Linked DNA regions of Homo sapiens: region 1 is linked to region 2. The links are chromatin loops, found by intact Hi-C in ENCODE. Cell type or tissue: dorsolateral prefrontal cortex. All regions are shown on one strand. Each heading gives the region's core, and the rest is flanking DNA. Links, peaks and the distances in the headings are about the cores only. Region 1 overlaps GRID2 (glutamate ionotropic receptor delta type subunit 2). Region 2 holds the start of GRID2 (glutamate ionotropic receptor delta type subunit 2).

Evidence for each region. Hi-C counts contacts between places; a loop is a spot of excess contacts. Peaks named below come from ENCODE experiments on the same cell type or tissue, not always from the same donor. Only the 100,000 strongest peaks of a DNase experiment are listed, where the experiment ranks them.
Region 1: a loop joins it to region 2, with 6 times the contacts of the local background. A loop is called at or near these places in 2 of 110 quality-filtered maps.

The regions. Positions count from the first base shown.
Region 1 is chr4:92,457,738-92,465,737 of GRCh38, reverse strand. The region is part of intron 1 of GRID2 (glutamate ionotropic receptor delta type subunit 2); the gene reads right to left. Among named protein-coding and RNA genes, the nearest start is that of GRID2, 160 kb to the right of the region's middle. In dorsolateral prefrontal cortex, for the core only: no CTCF peak of the experiment used is centred there; no DNase peak of the experiment used is centred there; H3K4me3 peaks cover 1,946 bases.
Region 2 is chr4:92,299,932-92,310,039 of GRCh38, reverse strand. GRID2 (glutamate ionotropic receptor delta type subunit 2) reads right to left here and starts at 6,074. Exons shown (of 16, transcript NM_001510.4): 1 at 5,296-6,074. The coding sequence starts at 5,383. RefSeq lists a silencer at 4,248-4,542. In dorsolateral prefrontal cortex, for the core only: CTCF peaks have their summits at 6,124 (motif pointing right) and 6,329; DNase peaks (open chromatin) are centred at 3,979, 4,379, 5,299, 6,179 and 1 weaker place; H3K4me3 peaks cover 5,352 bases; H3K27ac peaks cover 6,138 bases; H3K27me3 peaks cover 1,101 bases.

The DNA.
Region 1 (8,000 bases), core at 1-8,000, 160 kb before region 2:
TAATTTAATAGCAAGACTAAATACAAGAACATGTCAAGCAGGATTTTCAAACAAATGAGATGATGTTGCTTTATGAACTGCAAATAAACATTTAATTGCACAATATTAAAAGGAAAAATACAATTAGAGGAATGTAACCTCTTCTTCAATGAAAATTTTGAGCAAACTACAAAGAAAGTGCCAACATCATCTACAATTCTACTAGTTTTTTATTGCTACTGGTATATAATTGTGAATTATAGCTCTATATAAATAATTTGTAATGAGTTCCATAATATCAATAAAAAGCAAATTAAGCAATCCGGTGAAATAATTCATATCAGAAATCTGCCATTTTTCAGTTTTGTCATATATGTAAGCCCATTTCCAAATAGTGTCTAATGAATTCAATTATGAATGTTAATTACATAACATTTTCTTGAGTCTGTACTTGTTCTCTCTGCCTGAATTTTTTTTTTTAATCTCACTCTCTATTTTTTGCCTGTGAGATATTCCTAGTTATCTTTTAAAACTCGGCCCAGGAATCTCAACTTTTATGAATCACTTGCTTTGATATCTGTATTAGTCTATTCTCACACTGCTATAAACACATACCTGAAACTGAGTAATTTATGAAGAGATTTAATTGACTCAGAGTTCCACAGGCTATACAGGAAGCATGGCTGGGTGGCCTCAGGAAACTTTCAGTTATGGTGGAAGGCGAAGGGGAAGCTGGCACATCTTCACATGGCAGAGCAAGAGAGAGAGAGTGAAGAGGGAAACGCTACACACTTTTAAACAACCAGATCTCCTGAGAACTTATTCACTGTCACAAGAACACCAAGGGGGAAATCTGCCCCCGTGATCCAATCACCTCCCACCAGGTCCTTCCCCTAACATCGGGAATAACAATTCAACACGAGATTTGGGTGGGGACACAGAGCCAAACCTCTCATACTATCTTATGAGAATTAGACATTTTTCTGTATAATTGCTATCTTTTATAAATCCTTTCTTAATTATTCTTTTTAACATTTATGTGCTTATATTTCTAGCTCCACTAATAGACTGTAAGCTGCTTGAGATTAATGAACTTGTCTTTTTTGTCTTTGATTCTCTAAATGCTGGGATATGCTATTTTATGGAGTTGAACTGAAGTCATGTATTACCTTTTTTTAAGGATTTTTGAAAGTCTTAAAACTCACTCGAAATATTAGCAGGCGTTATATTATTTTGCCATCAGAAGAAAATAATTAACATATATTGGCCTAATACTTCCAGTCTACTCTAAAGTGGGTAGAGCAAAAAGTTAATATACCTACTCAAAATCCTTCTGGTATGGAAGACTAGAGCTTTATTTCTAACATTAAAGAGAACAGTATTTCTTTTAACTGAACTGAGATGGTGTGAAGTCTTTATTTGAATTGGGGTTAGGACAGGAAAAGAACGGTAGTAAAAATCCTGTTAGAATACTGTGGGGTTGAGTTTTTACTAAGAGAAAGGGCAAGATGAAAGCAGTTTTAACCAGAGCTGTGCTATTTCCACTATCTTTCTCATTCTTTTGGTTTTTGCTGTGACACACTTGATTCTTAATTTACTCATCACAGATTATAACATACATGATAGAATAGGAAGGAATATTGGAAATGAGAGGAAAATTACATGCTCTACAATTTAGAAAAGGGTATTTTAAGAATGTTTGAGAAGAATAGGGTAGGATTGAGTCTCTGAAAGTGACTTAGCATATTAAAAGGGAGGGAAAATATAGTCATTTCAATGGAAGAGAAGTAGAGAAAAAGAGCAAATGAATAAAAAAAAATGTTTAAAAGAAAAGGGAAAAAAGGAAGCAGAGAGATGGGAAGATAAGATTCTCAAGATAGGGAATGGTGACAGCAAAGTCCATAGACATCAATGAATCTAACTTCAGTATCCCACTTACTACCACACAAGAAATATAGGCAATTGGGAGTTAAATACCTATTAAAATAGTAGCAGCAGTAGGCTTAAATCCCAATATTCTTGACCTTTTAATACAAGATTCTCTACACAAAAAAAAGCTGTGAGAAAACACCGTAAGAAGATAGAACATCAGTACAGAAGTGAATAAACAGTGCCCTTCAGTTTATTTTTGTAAATCACTGTTGACAATTTCAGTGAACTGGATTTGATACCTCAGGATTGAATATACAGATTTATCTGAAACTCTTGACTTCACTGACATAAGAATTGAGGCTCACTGTTTTTAAACTTCTCAGAGACAGTGGAGTTTTGAGTTTATTTTTTAAATGTTTTCCCAAAAGTTGTCTGAATGATGAAAAGCAGGGCCTAATTTAGTTAAATTGTTATCATAATAAATATGGTGGTTCAAAAAATGTTAGTCAAAACTCTGTGATGGTAGACCTATAGGAGGAGTGGTTTTATAATTAATGGCACATATTAGATACAAGTGATTTTACAGGCAAGAGGCCTTAAAGAAAATTCCCAATAGATAAGAGCAAAATCCTTCCTTTGAGAGGATAATTTACACCTCCTAGACTGATGATAATTTCTGAAACAGAAATTAAAAAACTGAATCTCCATCAGTTTTAAATAAAAATTTTACACTAACTAGTTACATATTTTAGGACTTTTAACCTTCAATTTAAAAGCATCATGCCATCAAAAAGCATGTAATGATAGCATTTCACAGTGATAGTCATAATATAAAACTTCAAGCTGTTTTTATATATTATTCAATGGTTTACTTTATAATGTTATACATTTATTTCTGTCTCTTATGTAAACAGGACTTTTGTGGAAATTGAAATAAATATCTACGCAAATTAGAATAAGGGACAATTGTGTCTTTCATAGTAAGAAAGCACCTATTTCTTCTGGTCACATGGCCCTCCATAGAAAAGGGAGCTTTCTCTGACATCACAATATAGTTGAGTAGCCACATGTACCTGTATAACAAGTCTCATTGGTTTTCTTGCTTGTTTTTAATATTTCAGTAATACAATGATATTGATTCAGAAGTGTCTTATAGAAAGGAATTTACTTTTTTTTTAAACCGATCACTTAACATTTTAACTCATAAAACTATTTTAGGAATGTGTTTTGGTTAGGGAGTCCATTAAATTACAAACTATAGGAAATCATCTCCATAAATAGCAAGCCATTTTTTTATCCTTAATCAATTCTGCTTGAGTTGTCAGAAAACAAAAACAACAAAAAATATTTTTAAATAGTGACCTTTATCACAAATTGAGAACACTAACTTTATTTTCAAGGCAAAATATATTTTTGCTTCCAGCAAAGAGCCACTGGAAAAAAATCAACAGCCACAAAAAAAAATCCTGTTTATACCATATGTTTAAGTGATAGCAAAGAATGAAAGGCAGTTAATTCTCTCCTACTATTTACTTATTTCCCCTCAATAGATAAGGATAGTCAGCAATCCTGCTTGAGTAGCATACAATTAAAGGTTAAGCTTTCTCCTTGGGAGACTGTGATGCGTAGGCAACTACAGTCTTTGACATCAGCCATAAGCACACTTCTATTTTAGCGATGTGAGAATAGTAAGTTGTAATTGTATAATGCTATTTATTGATCTTTCTAGAAAGAAACAAAAACATGTTTGCTTTGGGTTTTTAAATCCCTGGCCAGGTGCCCTAAAGGAAGTATATTGTGAATTAAAGAAGTACATTTCAAAACAATACCTATTACTATTTGAATACATAACAATTTTAAATATCTTGTAATGCTCCATGCATTCTATTTGTATAGAAATAGCTGTGACACAAAAAAATGTCAGCTGTCAAAGACGTAATACAACATCTCAGGAATAATTGGTGGTATGATTTTAAAAGCCCAGAAAGTTGCAGTAGACACTTCTAGGCTGATGAAGATCTCACTTAGGAAAACTACTTATGCATTTCCTGCTAACTGAGCAGAAAATGCTCTCCTTGGAAAAGAACCACTGTGTAAATGTCTTCTAATATATTAAAAAAGATGAAATGATTATTAGCACACAGGCTATATTTGTAACCATATGCCAGATTTAAACAACAACAACAACAAAACCCTGTAATCCACGATGATTTAAGAGATCAGGAAGAAAATGAAAGTATAATTAGGGTAAGTTTAGGTTTTATTTATTAAAAAAAGGCATTTTATTAGCAATTCTCATATAAAATCCACAATTATACAGAAAGTAGCTATATTATTATCTATACTGAAATTATCTGAGTTCTTATGAGAAAGATATCGAGAAAGCATATTGAAGGGTTTGTCATTTCAAGTTTCTTAGAGTTTTTGGCTAGAAAAAAATGGCAAACACAACACGTCCTCAGTTAACATTGTCAATAGGTTCTTAGAAACTGTGACTTAAGCAAAACAACGTATAAAAATACCATGCTTTTTCTCAACATTATAAGAAAATGATGTTGAGCAAAATGATGTTATTCAAGGACCTGCTGTATGTCCTTTTGCTTAATGTCACAGTTTCCAAGAACCTATCAATGATGTTAACTAAGGACTTACCATGTAACATTCCTACGATAAAAGTTGACAAGTTTAATGGGTATACTTGATGTTTCATAAGTATACCTGATAAAATATTTTACTTTAAACACTTATTCTTTCATTACTCAGTTAAAAAACACATATAAGAAAGAAAGTTATATAAATATATGATTTATATACTATTTATATAAAACTTTAAAAATTAAAACAATAGACAGAAATTTATGGAAAAATAAATATGTGGTAAAATAGATACATATGAGGAAGAAGGGAGGAAAATAGGTTAGCGTTATATATATGAAGCTTCAAATGTCTTTTATGTAATTTTTTTCTAAAGAGATCTAAAAATGTCAAAATAGTAATAACAATAAACCTAATTAGATTGCATTTTCCCCCACATTATTCTCTACTGTTTTTAAATATTATATGTCTTTTGAAAAAGAAAAACAGTGAGGTAAATGCTCAATTTTACTAAATCCAGTAAAAAACTTTCAGGAGATATATTTCCAATTCAAAGAGTTTAGACTTTCAAAATGAGTCCTGAGTTAAATGCCTTCATCAAAAATATAGGAAGATCACAAATCTACAACCTAATGCCACAATTCTAACAGTTCTATATGTTATAACTATATTTACACTAAAAGTGTGAGCAAGACAGAAAGGAAAACAACAGCAGTAAGTGTAAAAATTATTTGAGACAAAAATTCTATCAGTATCAGAAATAACAATTGTAAGAGTCAGTTCCCTTCCATTACAGATGGATAGGTTTTATTTCATCACCCAAAGTTCTGTGTGGAACATTTATTCAAATATCTAGAATCGTGTACATGAAATTTCGGAAGGGAGAAGTAAAGAGAGGCTGGATAATCTTTCTGAAGAACTGAAGCATTGTAGGGTTCACTGAATTCCCTCTGTAAATTTAACTAATGAGTATTTAACTAGCATACTTGTTTACACCAGTGCTTCTTGTCTCTGGAAGAATATCTGCTGACCCCATTATCTCGATCACACAGTATTTGCCTTCTCAATATCTGTGTCACTGTATCACATCACATATACATTGAGTGACTTTTCTGGTTTGGGCTATTTTTGTTTATTTGTTTGTTCAAATTATTATAAGATGGTCAGCACTTTCTGGGCCCTGAAGCATATATTAGTCAGAGTTCTCCAGAGAAACAGAACCAAAAAGTTGTGTGTGTATATATATATATATATATATAGTGAGATTTATTTTAAGGAATGGGCTCATGCAGTTGCGGAGGCTGGAAGTCCAGAGTGCAGGGCAGGCCAGCAGGCTGGAGACCCAGGAAAGAGTGACAGTTTGAATCCAAAGGCAGGCTGCTGGCAGAATTCTCTCTTCTTCCATGGAGGTCAGATTTCTTCTACTAAAACCTCCAACTGACTGGATGAGACTCACCCATACTATAGAGGGTCATCTGCTTTACTGTAAGTCTACTTATAAATGCTAATCTCATCTATACCTTCACAGAAACATCTAGAGAAATGCTTTATTAAACACTTGGGTATCTTGACATAGCCAGGCTTGATACATGAAATTAGCCATCACAAGTAAATACATATTTCAATTACAACAGAATAAAATTTTGGGTAGACAAGATGTATGTATACACATTTTTAGGCACAGAAAACTCAAAGTTTAAAGAAAGGTAATAGAAAGGAAAGGAGAGAATATACTAATTGACATAGGTAATCAACTGAAACCTAAGACTCTGGAAAGCAACATAATAAGACGTTTGTATTTCTTTACTCATGCAGTAGTACTTTTCACTCCAAAGTTGTCCAACTAAATATTGAAGGTAGATTGCAAACAAAGTGGTTATGGATGGTTTGCATATTGCCAGACATTTTTCACTATATTAATTATGTTACGCTAGTATATAATACACTTCAGGATGTTAAGGTCTTAGTGGATATATCATGTGGACTTTGGCATATGTATTTGTATATTAAATTATTTATAACAATTATATGACTTACATATTTGAATATTGATTTATTTAAAACACGTTTCCATTTTTATACTTGCATCACAATGATCTTCATACTTCTTACAACCTATAAATTTTAAGTTACTGTTTTACCTCTTTTGCTATGAGTTAAAAATAGTGTACTGTATTAAATTAAGTAATGTATGCATGATGACAATTTTTTAAATACAAAATGTTTCAAAGATAACTTTTCATCAGGCATTTGCTTAAAAAATAATGATACTGAAATAAAAAGTGCTTCAGTTCTAAAACCAAGTTTGAGACCATAGGACTTAAACCAACTTGCATTCATCTCCTGTTGTGGGATCATTACCTGCTCAGAGCATGGAAGAATGAAGTCTCTACCTACATTCTTTAAGGACATTTTATTTATATTTCTGCCGTAACCCTTATCACATGGACTTTTTTTCTTAGATATTTTCCGAATAGATTTTGAACTCTGACACCTTTAAATTTCCAAAACACTGGACACAGCAGTTTTTACATGTAGCAACTTCTTAATAAATGTTGGGTGAGTGAATAGAGCAATAAGAAAAATGACAATTATCTTTATCTGCTACTACCCATGTTCCATAAACAAGTAAAAATTAAGATTGCTATATGAAACCCAGAAGTGATTTAATCTAGAATTTTAAATTTGTTGTTTGTTCCTGTCACGAACCTATTATAAAGGGAATTTTAACAAACAAATGAAACAGAATACAAAACAAACACAAAAAATGGTGGAGCCTGGCACCCTAGGCCACCCCTTGTGAGGTTGCTTCTCAAGGGACTCCATGTGCCACTGTGACTCCTAAAAGCAGTTTAAAATTTACCATTAAAGACTAATCCCTAAATTGTGCAGATAAGGTTCCTGAGGATGAAAATATTTATATGAAATGACAAAGGTCACAGACTTAAATATTTATATGAAATCGCCAAGGTCACAGACTTAATTAAGTGGCTGAACCCAGGCCTAGAACTAGGATCATCTGATTCACAGTCTCTTTTTGTTCTCACCGTGCCTATCATAGAGACTAATTATTTTTGCAAAATTTAGCTTCCCTATTTATTTTTGGAATAAAATCAAAGAAAATTTAAGGTACAAAACATTTCATTCTTATTTTAGAATAAAAAAGACATGACCATTTTTCAGCCAGGAGAACTTTTCAGCATAGTTCAAACGTATCAGTTGTGTTGAAAGAAAAGTCCTTCATGCTATTCTAAATGCACAATTCATGACTGATTTAATCACTTCCCTTTATGTCATAAACTCTTACTGAAAAATAACTTCACTTATTCTAGGTGCTGAAATTATTTGCAAAAAAATTTACAATGGCAGAAATTATTTTTCATTTCAAAGCACTGAAAATTTGTAGTAGAGAAATTTCTTTAAGGGGGAAGGTGCAAGAGTGCTACACAAATCCTTGCAAACAGACAGGCATAGATTCATCACAATTACATTCTGAAGACACTTTCTCTTTGTTCTCTGCTTGTGATGCTTTCGTGCCTTTTCTCTTGGAGGCA
Region 2 (10,108 bases), core at 1-8,000:
TTATTTTTAGATGTATTTGTGTCCATGTGTTTTTTTTTCCCCACAACTCTATTTTCATATGTTTTGTCTCAAAAACAACAATCAGTTTGGGACCTCAAGTATCCCATAGGTAAGCAGAGCTACCACCGTTAGAAGCTGCTTAACAAACTACTTTATTCACTAATGTGTGTTTACTCCAGCAGTATTAAACACACTTGCATCCTTCCAGGTGTCTTAGATTTTATTCATAGAGAATAAGTATTAGTTTAAGAAGATATTTCTCTCCTATTTTAAATATAAGAAAAAAAATTGTATCACTAGGTCTAGCAATCTAATTTGTTTAGAGGGTATCAGGTGTGTTGATATGTCCTAGCATTAAATTCTTACAAGAATAAGAGACAGGGATCATATTTATTTTTCTAGTTTGAAAATAAAAACTACCTATTTTCTTACAGCATCACAAACCTCATTAAAATGACATTTTTTTCTGAGATTTTTAAAAATATTTCATGTGGTTTTCAAGTAGTACTAAAAAAAAAAATACAGCTCAGAATGCAGTGACACCTAATGGCAAAGATATCTTTATAGGCCATAAATGTATTTTCTAATAAACATTATACTATAGTAATACATTCTAAGTATTGCTACTCACCAATATGCTGTCTGTAATCTAAAATATCATGATGATCCAATAGAAATGTGAATATCTTACTTTTTAAAATAAAGTCATATACGTAGGTGTAGGTGAAGAAAAAAAACTTCTGGATTAAAAAGTGTGCTTTTGAAATTGCAATGGCCCTTTAAGATAAAATTACCATATGATAAAATTAGCCTGAGATATCAGAATGGAATAAAATGTATCTTCCATCACTCCTAACAATTTCAATTGGCTTTTATTTTTTAATAAATCAAAAGTTAATCACCTGGATTTTTATTCCTATTTGGCTTAAAATTTATAACAGATATTTAGTGGATGTACATTTCACCTGGCGTAGAAAGCAAAGGCCCTTAGTGTAATGGCTTATTAGTCATGTCATAGTTGGTATCTTTGATTAATAACAACATTGTCTAACTTAATACACACTTGAATTGTGCTTCAAATAACTGTATTAATGATACAGAGAAGAATAGTAAAGCCAAGTCCCTTAGTACATTCTAGACGTTTACACAGTTATCAAGAACTTCAGGAACAAACAACTACTATAAGTAGAAAAAGGATAAAATATCATTGAGACATCTTACACAATCCAAAAAATCCTTGAGGAGTCCTGGGGGTTATCATTAACCAATGCAAATCATGTAGTCAACTGAAAAAAAAAAATGGTAAAAGAACAGCACATCTTCTGGGAATGCTTTTATATGCTGTAATTGTCAAAATAATCCTTAGTGCAGAAGTAAGAATAACTGGTATTTTACATTTACAATCTATTATTGTTTTTAATGTGTTGACACCTTTTATTTACCCGATTTTGTACTTTAATTTGAACATTCTCATAGTGAAAATATTCTGTGGATTATCTTAGGTTTCTCAAATATAATATCACAGCTGATTATGATTTCAGAGGATAAAGTATCATCTGTTTGTGAGAAAAACATGAATAAATGCATCTTTTCTACTCCATGTTGACATAAGGTATTTTACTATGACTGAAAACAACAAAAATATGCTAGTGATTTGTATAATATATGAATAAGTACACTGTTTGAGTGTTCCCTTGTAGAGATGTATAACTGAGGACAGCTAATTTACAATCAGTTCTGTGAGCACAGGAACCAGATAAAGAAAGGAGCATATATTAAACTGTTAAAACATGAGATCTTCCATAGTTGATATGAAGCAAAACACAAACTGTGCAGTTGACTGGAAATGCCACCTAATCCCTGCTGAATTAAAGCAGTGCTCTAAACTCCTGTTGTGTTTAGGGAGTAAAGAGTGTGGGACGACTGATGTATGAAGAAAATAGCAGTCAGCGTGGCTAATCTCAAAGACTTTGGAGCTTTCTAGCTACATAAATCAGAGCGACTTCTGAATAGCCTCATAAAACACAGTATCATTGCCATTCCACTCACGACTTTTTGGTTCTTCCTACAGCATGCAGATCATTAGGAAACTTCTAAGCAATCAAGTAATGTGGGTCTGATGAAATTACTCAATCAATGCATAGGCTCAAAGTAGAAGCATAATTCAAAATTGCATAGTTTTTATATGTCAAAAGACCTTTCTTTAATTGGGGCAAAGAAGATCACAATGGAAGTGATTCATTTTTAAATACTATATGGTTGTGTATCTGTGTGTGGATGTGTATTAAAAATATACGTAATGATTAAATATTTTTAAATATTTGAAACTCAAAGTAATCATAAAATTGTGCATTTTTGACTAAAATAAATACATTTTCATTTCAATCATTATGGTTTAACCATTATGTTTCATCACTGTAGTGAATCAATATGTTTAACAAAACATATTAGAGTTTAAAATGTGTAATTGACCTTATTAAACTACCGGCATGAGGTAAAAACTGAAGAGAAAGAGAGAAAGAAGGAGATGATTTTCATGTATATATAAGTTGGTTCAATACCAAAATAATTCAATATATAAAAAGCCTCTTAGAGCAGTGTCTTTTCATCTTTCCAGTTTGCCTGAACTACATATTGCAGCTACTTTCTGCTTGAACACATCACATGAGGCTGGGAAAACCTTTCATTTCTGCATATCTCCTTCCATCGCTAGAGGTGAAATATTCCCTTTCCCTCCAGTTTCATCACATTCATTCCTTCAGTCCTGAACTAATATATTTCCCCAGAAACATATTTCTCACATTAAATATTTAAATGAAGGCAACACCTCCTAAAGAAAATTAATTCTTTTCCTATTCAAACAAGTAAGGAAACTAATCCAATTCATGTTAACTGGTGCTTTACAATTTTAATATGGACATTCGGTTTTGAATTTACTATACTTTTGCTGAGAGTAGGGGTGGAGGCACTGAATTACACACATACTACCCGTCATCATTTTTTATTTTTTTAATTTAGGAGTTAATGTTTTTCGATATATTATAAAAGATAAAGTTTTTGAAACAATTTGCTAGCCTCATGACAATATTAGGTAGTCTATAAAACAGCTAATTATCTCATCTAATGTACTAATTATATTCAAGTCAAATTAATTGTCTCAGAAGTAACTATATCTGTTAGTAGGATATACACAGTTAATGTATACAACCAACTTTCTAAAGAAATCTGTAATTTGTACACAGTTAATTTTTAAATGTGATTATAGCCACTCTGACAGACAACAGTATACAAACTAAAAAATACAACAGTTTTGTTCTATTTTGAAACAGATGTCCAGACTGCATTGCAAAATAATATTTAACTAGTAAGGGATAGCAAAAGCTGTAGGTATTTGTAAATAATGTATTTATCATGCAGACCACAGAATAAGCGATTTAAAAAAAGCATTCTTCCACAGGCTTTCCCTCCTGAGAGATGAGGAGCCTACATCAGAAATCCCTAATCATACAATGAATATAAAGGTATTATGATTATATATCTGCATTCCTGCTCCAATCATTTACAACTAGATATAAATGTATGCCATTTCTCTAAAAGGAGCATAGTTCATTTCTGAACTCTATCAGAACATTGCTGAACCACTCAATGAGACCATAATTTCTTGCTGAAAAGTTCTGAATCTGTAGGCACTGTTAGCCCCCAGGCAAAACGGGATCCAGCAGGCAAGCTATTAGTGCTTGACTTACTTAATGCACAAACGCTAGGTTTTCTGAATCCTGACCTCATTACCCCTTGCACAGAGACAGACAGTTCTACTGATATAAATGATAGAGAATGGCAGACATGTTTACAAAGACAGCCTCTGAGACCAAGAGAGGGAGCCCCCTGGAGCGGAGGGGCTGGCCACTGTGGGCGCGCACGCTAGACAGAAATCCCTCGCTTGGGCGGGCACAATCGCCACCTGCAGCAGATTCCCCTACCAGGAGTATGTGTACGTGCGTGTGTGTATGTGTATGCGTGTTGTGCGGTGGAGAAGCAGGGGTACAGAAAGGGGAGAAGCTGTGACCCATCTGTCGCCTCAATTTGCAGAACACCAAGCCATGCGTACAGATAAAAGTCCTGTGCCCAGAAAAATTCCCCCAAAGGGACCTCTCTGCAGCCCAGCAAAGAAACCTTGCTGGCTCGGTAAGCGAATTTCCGAAAAAGAAATCGTCGCATTAACGCAGAAAAGGCTGCAAGAGCCTGTCTCCCGCTCAGCTCTCACGGATTAGCAAGTGAGTAGAGTTGGAGCCTGAAGCTGCGAGCGCTGTGCATGATAATGACGCGCAGCCCCCCGCCCGCCCCTGCTCGCCGCGGCCAGTCCCGGCCCGTCTGGTTGCCAATAGGTGGGGCCACCAGCATCTCGGAGCCCGCTCGGCAGTCCTTCTCAGAGTCGCGGCCCGCAGTAGTCCCGGCGCCTTCGCTGTCTGCCTTGCGCGGCTACTCGGAGTTGACTGCGAGGCGAGGCGAGGCGAGGCAAGGCGGATATCTGCTAAGCAGACCTCGGGAGCAGCCTGCGCGCATTCGCTTCCCCGCGTTTCCCAAGCGCCCCGGGGTCAGTTTCGCCGCCGCGCCAGGCCCCGGGAGCGTGTCCGAGGAGGCGAGGCACGCGACAATCAGTCCTTGGCGACACTGCCGCCAGCCCCTCCTGCCACCGTCTCAAAGACTACACGCAAGGATCATAAAGCCAAGAAGATGTGAGAAGAGAGGGTGGCTGGGGGCGCATCCGGCACCCCCGTCACCATCGCACTAAGCTGCGGCGAACTCAGCCGGCTCACGTTGCAAAACCACCTGTTCGATCCGAAGGGAGCTCCCCCTACCCCCCAGCCCAGTTCTTTTCATCTCACAGGTGACAGCTTCTCTGCTCCCCCAAAGATAAATTTTTAAATGGAGCAAATGTACATCCGGGAAAAAAAATATGGAAGATAAGAGTCAATTAAACTCCCTTTCCCCACACACTTAGAATCCCCCTGCAGTTCCCAGCACACACTCACACTCAGGTCAACTCGAGACCCCCACGCATCCAGCCACATTCCACGAATCACTGCAAAACAACAGCACAAGTCAGTCGAGGTTCGAGCATCCACATCCTTTCAGAAAACTGAGCAAGTGTGAGGGAAGGGTAGCGGGAAGGGGCAATGAACTGAAGCCACCTCCAACAAGACACACAGAGACCGGAGAGGGGGAAAGCGAAGGGGAAACATTTGAGAACTGAAACGGTAAAAGTAACCACGAGCTGCACCAACACTTTCTTACCGATGTGAATGATCGAATCCGCATTCGCCGAGTCCCAGGTTCGAGACCACCAGACGGACAAAACCAAGAGAAAGGGGAAAACTTCCATCTCCTCCTATGCCGATTCTCTTGGAGGATGGATTTTCTTCCAATTTTTTTTTTTTCAAACAGTCCAAAGAGTTTGAGGTCACGGTGGAGTTTAGCGCAGCTTTTTCTTTTTTTCTAAATTCCTATTGCCAGAGCAAAGCCTTTTATCGTCGCCGAGAAAGGCAGAAGGGAATGACAGAAAGAGCCCAGCCTGAGGAAACCTCCTTCGCAAAGCCGTGTCACTTGGAGGGGAATTTTGGCATCGCCAGAGTTGTTTGCAGTTTGGCTTTTGAAAAATATATCCAGCCTCTACTGCTCTTGGGCAGGGGGAGAGGCTGGGGCTCAGATCAGACCCATCGCTGCGCGGGGGCCGCGGGTCTCCGGTCCCAGCTCCGCTGCAACTTCCAACACCCCCCTCACGCCGGATGTGCCCCCTTCCCCGCACCCTCTCGGACCAAAAAAGACCCCCGCCCCCGCCCCTACAGCCCGCAGAGAATCACTGGTCTTCGCTGCCAGAATCTAAGTGGAAAGGAAAGATTAGGAGATTCCAAACGGAGCAGCCAGATTCCACCAGGGAGGGGGGAAAAAAGCCCTCTCCAAGAGGGGTAGAAAAAGTGAACTTCAAGGTAATGCAGATAGTAATGCAGAGAAAATTCCCTTTCTGCGTGAGGCGCGGAACGCAGCTTGGCGAGGCGGGCCCGGGGAGCCGGTTTGCTGGGGCGCGGTGGCGGGGGGGTTGCGCCGGGCGCGAGCAGCGGGGCCGGGCCAGAGGAGGGAAGCCGCCGCAGGCTGCAGGATGCTTTTGGAGCGTTTCGCCTGGCGGGATGCAGGAAGCAAGGAGCGAGCCTGGCAGCTTCAGCACCAGCCCCACGTTGCCTAGAAATGGATCACCTAGGAGAAGGAGCGAGCCTGCGAGAGAGCGGTGCTGTCAGGCGGAGAGAGGGGGAAACCAAGAGAGGAAGAGCTTCTCTCTAATAACCACCTCCTCCCCCTATCTGCAATACAAGGGAGAAACAAAATAGTGCTCTCATTTCCCATGGAATCTTCAACCGGGACTGAGAAAAAGGCAGGACTGTAAAAAGACATTGAAGCTTTTTTTTTCCTTTCTTTATTTTACGAGGTTAAATGCAACCTAAAAAAGCCACCCCACTTATTTAACCTTGCTATTCTCTAACAGGTATCAGACTTTTTCTAGTCTTTGCCTGGAATTAGTCACATTGGTTGAAAACAAATTAGGGACACCTGGTCACTTAGGGAAATACAGACCTAGAAAGCTTTTAATGAGATTTCAATTATAAAGTTATAAAAAGGAGAGAACGTGCTAATTACCTTTTATACAATGATTTTTTTTTTCTGTCTCCAGTGTATTTTTTAGGCAATCAGGATAGAGAAAGGTTCCTGAAATCCTTTCTATTGATAGAAATTCTTCTCTATCAGGATAGAAAAGATCTTGAAATTAAAATAAAAAAGCAGAATAATTAAATAAAACAGAAAAATTTTTCATAAACATTTGGTCAAAATATTTCATTGAGTAGCTTAATAACCTATGTAGATAAATTCCGAATGAGGAAGTTGGGTACTCTCTTCCATGGAAAAAGCTGAGGAAGTCCTGAATGACAGCCTCTCAGTCTCCAGTGAAAGGATTTTCTGCAAGCTTATTCCTTAAGATAAAATCCTGATCATTGTGACTTCTTTTCTTATAATGATTGACTTATGTCAATCTGGCCTCATTGCAAACTGAAGATTTGTTAACACAATCGAGTGACTAGTCGAGGTCAGGTATTAATGTCATAATATTGTCTCAGTTATAATTGGAATTCTTTAGGAATGTTGGATGTGTGGATGTCAAGCTCATTACACAACCTTTCAAAGCCTTACCTCCAAGTTTGGCAAACCTCTTTTCCTCCCGTTCCCTCACTTGAGCCCTTCTCTCTAGCCTTCTGAATTGGGTTACTATTTTTCCAGACACAGTTGTACATTCTCACTTCTGGCTGTTTTCATTCATCTTGTACACTTTTTCCTGAACATTCCAGAAAATGTTTTGCTGCCATATTTTTACTTATGTTAATATTTCTGCTTGGAAAGCACGTATTTGTCCTCCCAACCACTCTCCTTCACCATCTCAAGGGCTAGTTCAAATTCCTTTTGCCCATGAAGTAGTGTCCAGTCCTTTAATGTGGAATAAATCCATCTATCTTCTATGCTGTCGTAACACACCCTATTTTGTATTAGAGTTAGACAGAACTACTACTAAGTTAGATCATAAATGCCTTGAGAGTGAAAACCAAAGCTCATTCACATTTTATTCAACACAGCATTTTACAGAGAACCCCTTTGTTGACTTGAATTTCATCACTTCCTTCTGAATCTGGAACAAACCAGTGCTTCCAAGAAGCATTCACTGATTAATTACTCTCAATTTTGATCATTCTCTTATCTTTTGTTTCCATTAGTAGACATTGACTCAATATTGATTATATTAATGTTGGTGTTAATGTCATTTTACTTTATAAAGTGTTTTGATGCAATTCCATAGATTATACTTTGCTTATTCAGATAATGAATTGAAAGAAGAGATGCACTCCCCATAGCTTCCTTCAAATATTATTTACAGTGACATTCTAAAAATTGGTAAGTCATTATGTATTCTATCAAGAAAAATTATAACCATTTAACATGGAAAGAACACCATGATATCTTAGAATAAGATAACTAGGAAGAACTTCAGAGCATTAACTAGTCCAGTCCTGGCTAATGAGTATCTGTCCTGGAGAAAGTCAAATATTGTATAGTCATATTCATACTATTTCCCCTCTTGGAAATGTTTTAGTGTACTGTGAGCAAAGCATTTTCATTATTCCCAAATCCTCCAGTTTAGTAGTTTTCAAATGTAGATTCACTTTGAAATAATCTGAGAAGCTTTTTAAAATGGTCACTTAAGGCTAATTTAATCAGAATCTCTGGAGTTTGGGACACAGCCTGTAATATATTCTAAAAGCCTCTATACAGGGCTCTGCTATGCAGCCATAGTTCAGAATCACTGTTCTAATACTCAGACATTTAAATGAGTCTGGGTGACACATCAAAAAAAGCCCTTAAGGTATAATGACCACTCCTGCCAATCAGAAGAAACAGTAGAACAACAAGTTTTGGCTTTCCAAAAGTTACACAAGAAAGTTAGTATAAATTTAACATTGGCTGTTTGATTTTTCAAGAATAACAATCAGTCTTTTTACTGTTGAAATAATTTCTACATTCAATGATTCCTAATTAATAAATATATAATAAATATATATTAACTATATTTTCTACTACTTTAGAAAATTGTCTGTCATAATGTAATATGTAGTTAGCTGGATACAAATATTTATAATGTGTGAGTTAGATGTTAAATTCCAGAAGAAAAAATATGAATTCACTAGCTGTGCATATTAAATGTTTTAATGACAGCTATCTGTTGGTCTCATTAAGGCTGCTTAACTTTAATTCAAGCCTTATTATATGGAAATAAGTGATGTACCTGGCCCACTGTACTTAAATTCAAACCTTGTGAAATTCTGGCATGTATTGGCAGGAAAATACCCTCATTAACTAAAGTTTTATAACAAATGATTAACTATTTAAAATAAAATGTAAGTAAATCATGTTTGTTGAGTTTATTCTTCCAAGGTGGAGACTGTTACTTCATTCAGGCATCGATCATGATTTGAACATCAATTATTTGAAGAAATGATAGATTATCTGAACTACCCCAAGATTTAAACTAATATGCCTATTTTTCTTTGAAAAGCAGAATTTTTGAGAAAAACTGATTTGCATTGGAGGGGAAACTACAAATGCTGACTGCTTCAATCATGCACAATTGTGGAAAGAAAGCAAGGTAATAGAATAGAAATTCTTGGAACATATAATTATTTCATTTTCACTGTTAAAACTGCTAAGAATACCAATGCTTAAATTTTAAAAATCAGCTGCTCATTGTTATAACAGCAGTAAATCAACTTACATTGGTCAATTTTAACGAACTGTTCAATTATATTTTAATGACTCATGAGTTTTATTTTGTTTTAGTATAAAGATCTATGAATTTATGAGTCAACTTATTTGAAACTTAAAAGAGTTGGTTTTTAAAATAATATCATCAAAATGGGACACAATAAATTCTGATCATTATTTCTAATTATTTATGATTATATTATTCATATTACAAATATGGCTAGTCACACAAAAGATTCCAAGTACATTTCAACCTTAATATGAGCATGAAAGGAAAACTGTTAAAAGGCAAAGACTGATCATCTATAGATGCAAGTAGTTGTGATAAATGGCTGTAAAATTGTAATTGGGATATTTATTTGCAGATGTGAAAAACATAAATTCCCTTTGGTTGAGGGACTGAAAGAGTAACTTTTGTACTCAGCACATCAAAGAAGTTCAGAGCTCATTGAGGCTTCAGGGGCTTTCTCATTCAGTGTCTTGGTTTTCTAGACAATGATGGGAAAATTGAGTTCCAGAAGTTGTACTAATATTTGTTGGAAGGCTTAAACTTAGAAAGCACATGTTTTGACTTTTAAATAAGCTTTGAAAAAATACTTAAATTACATATTCCTGTATAACATATTTACGCTGGCCTTATCTTGACCTCATTTTTTTCAGGTCAACTTCACACTGACTTACCACTTACCGCTCTGTCAAACTATTTTGTCTGTGACACTAGTGAAAATCTTATCCTCAGTAATAGCTTATA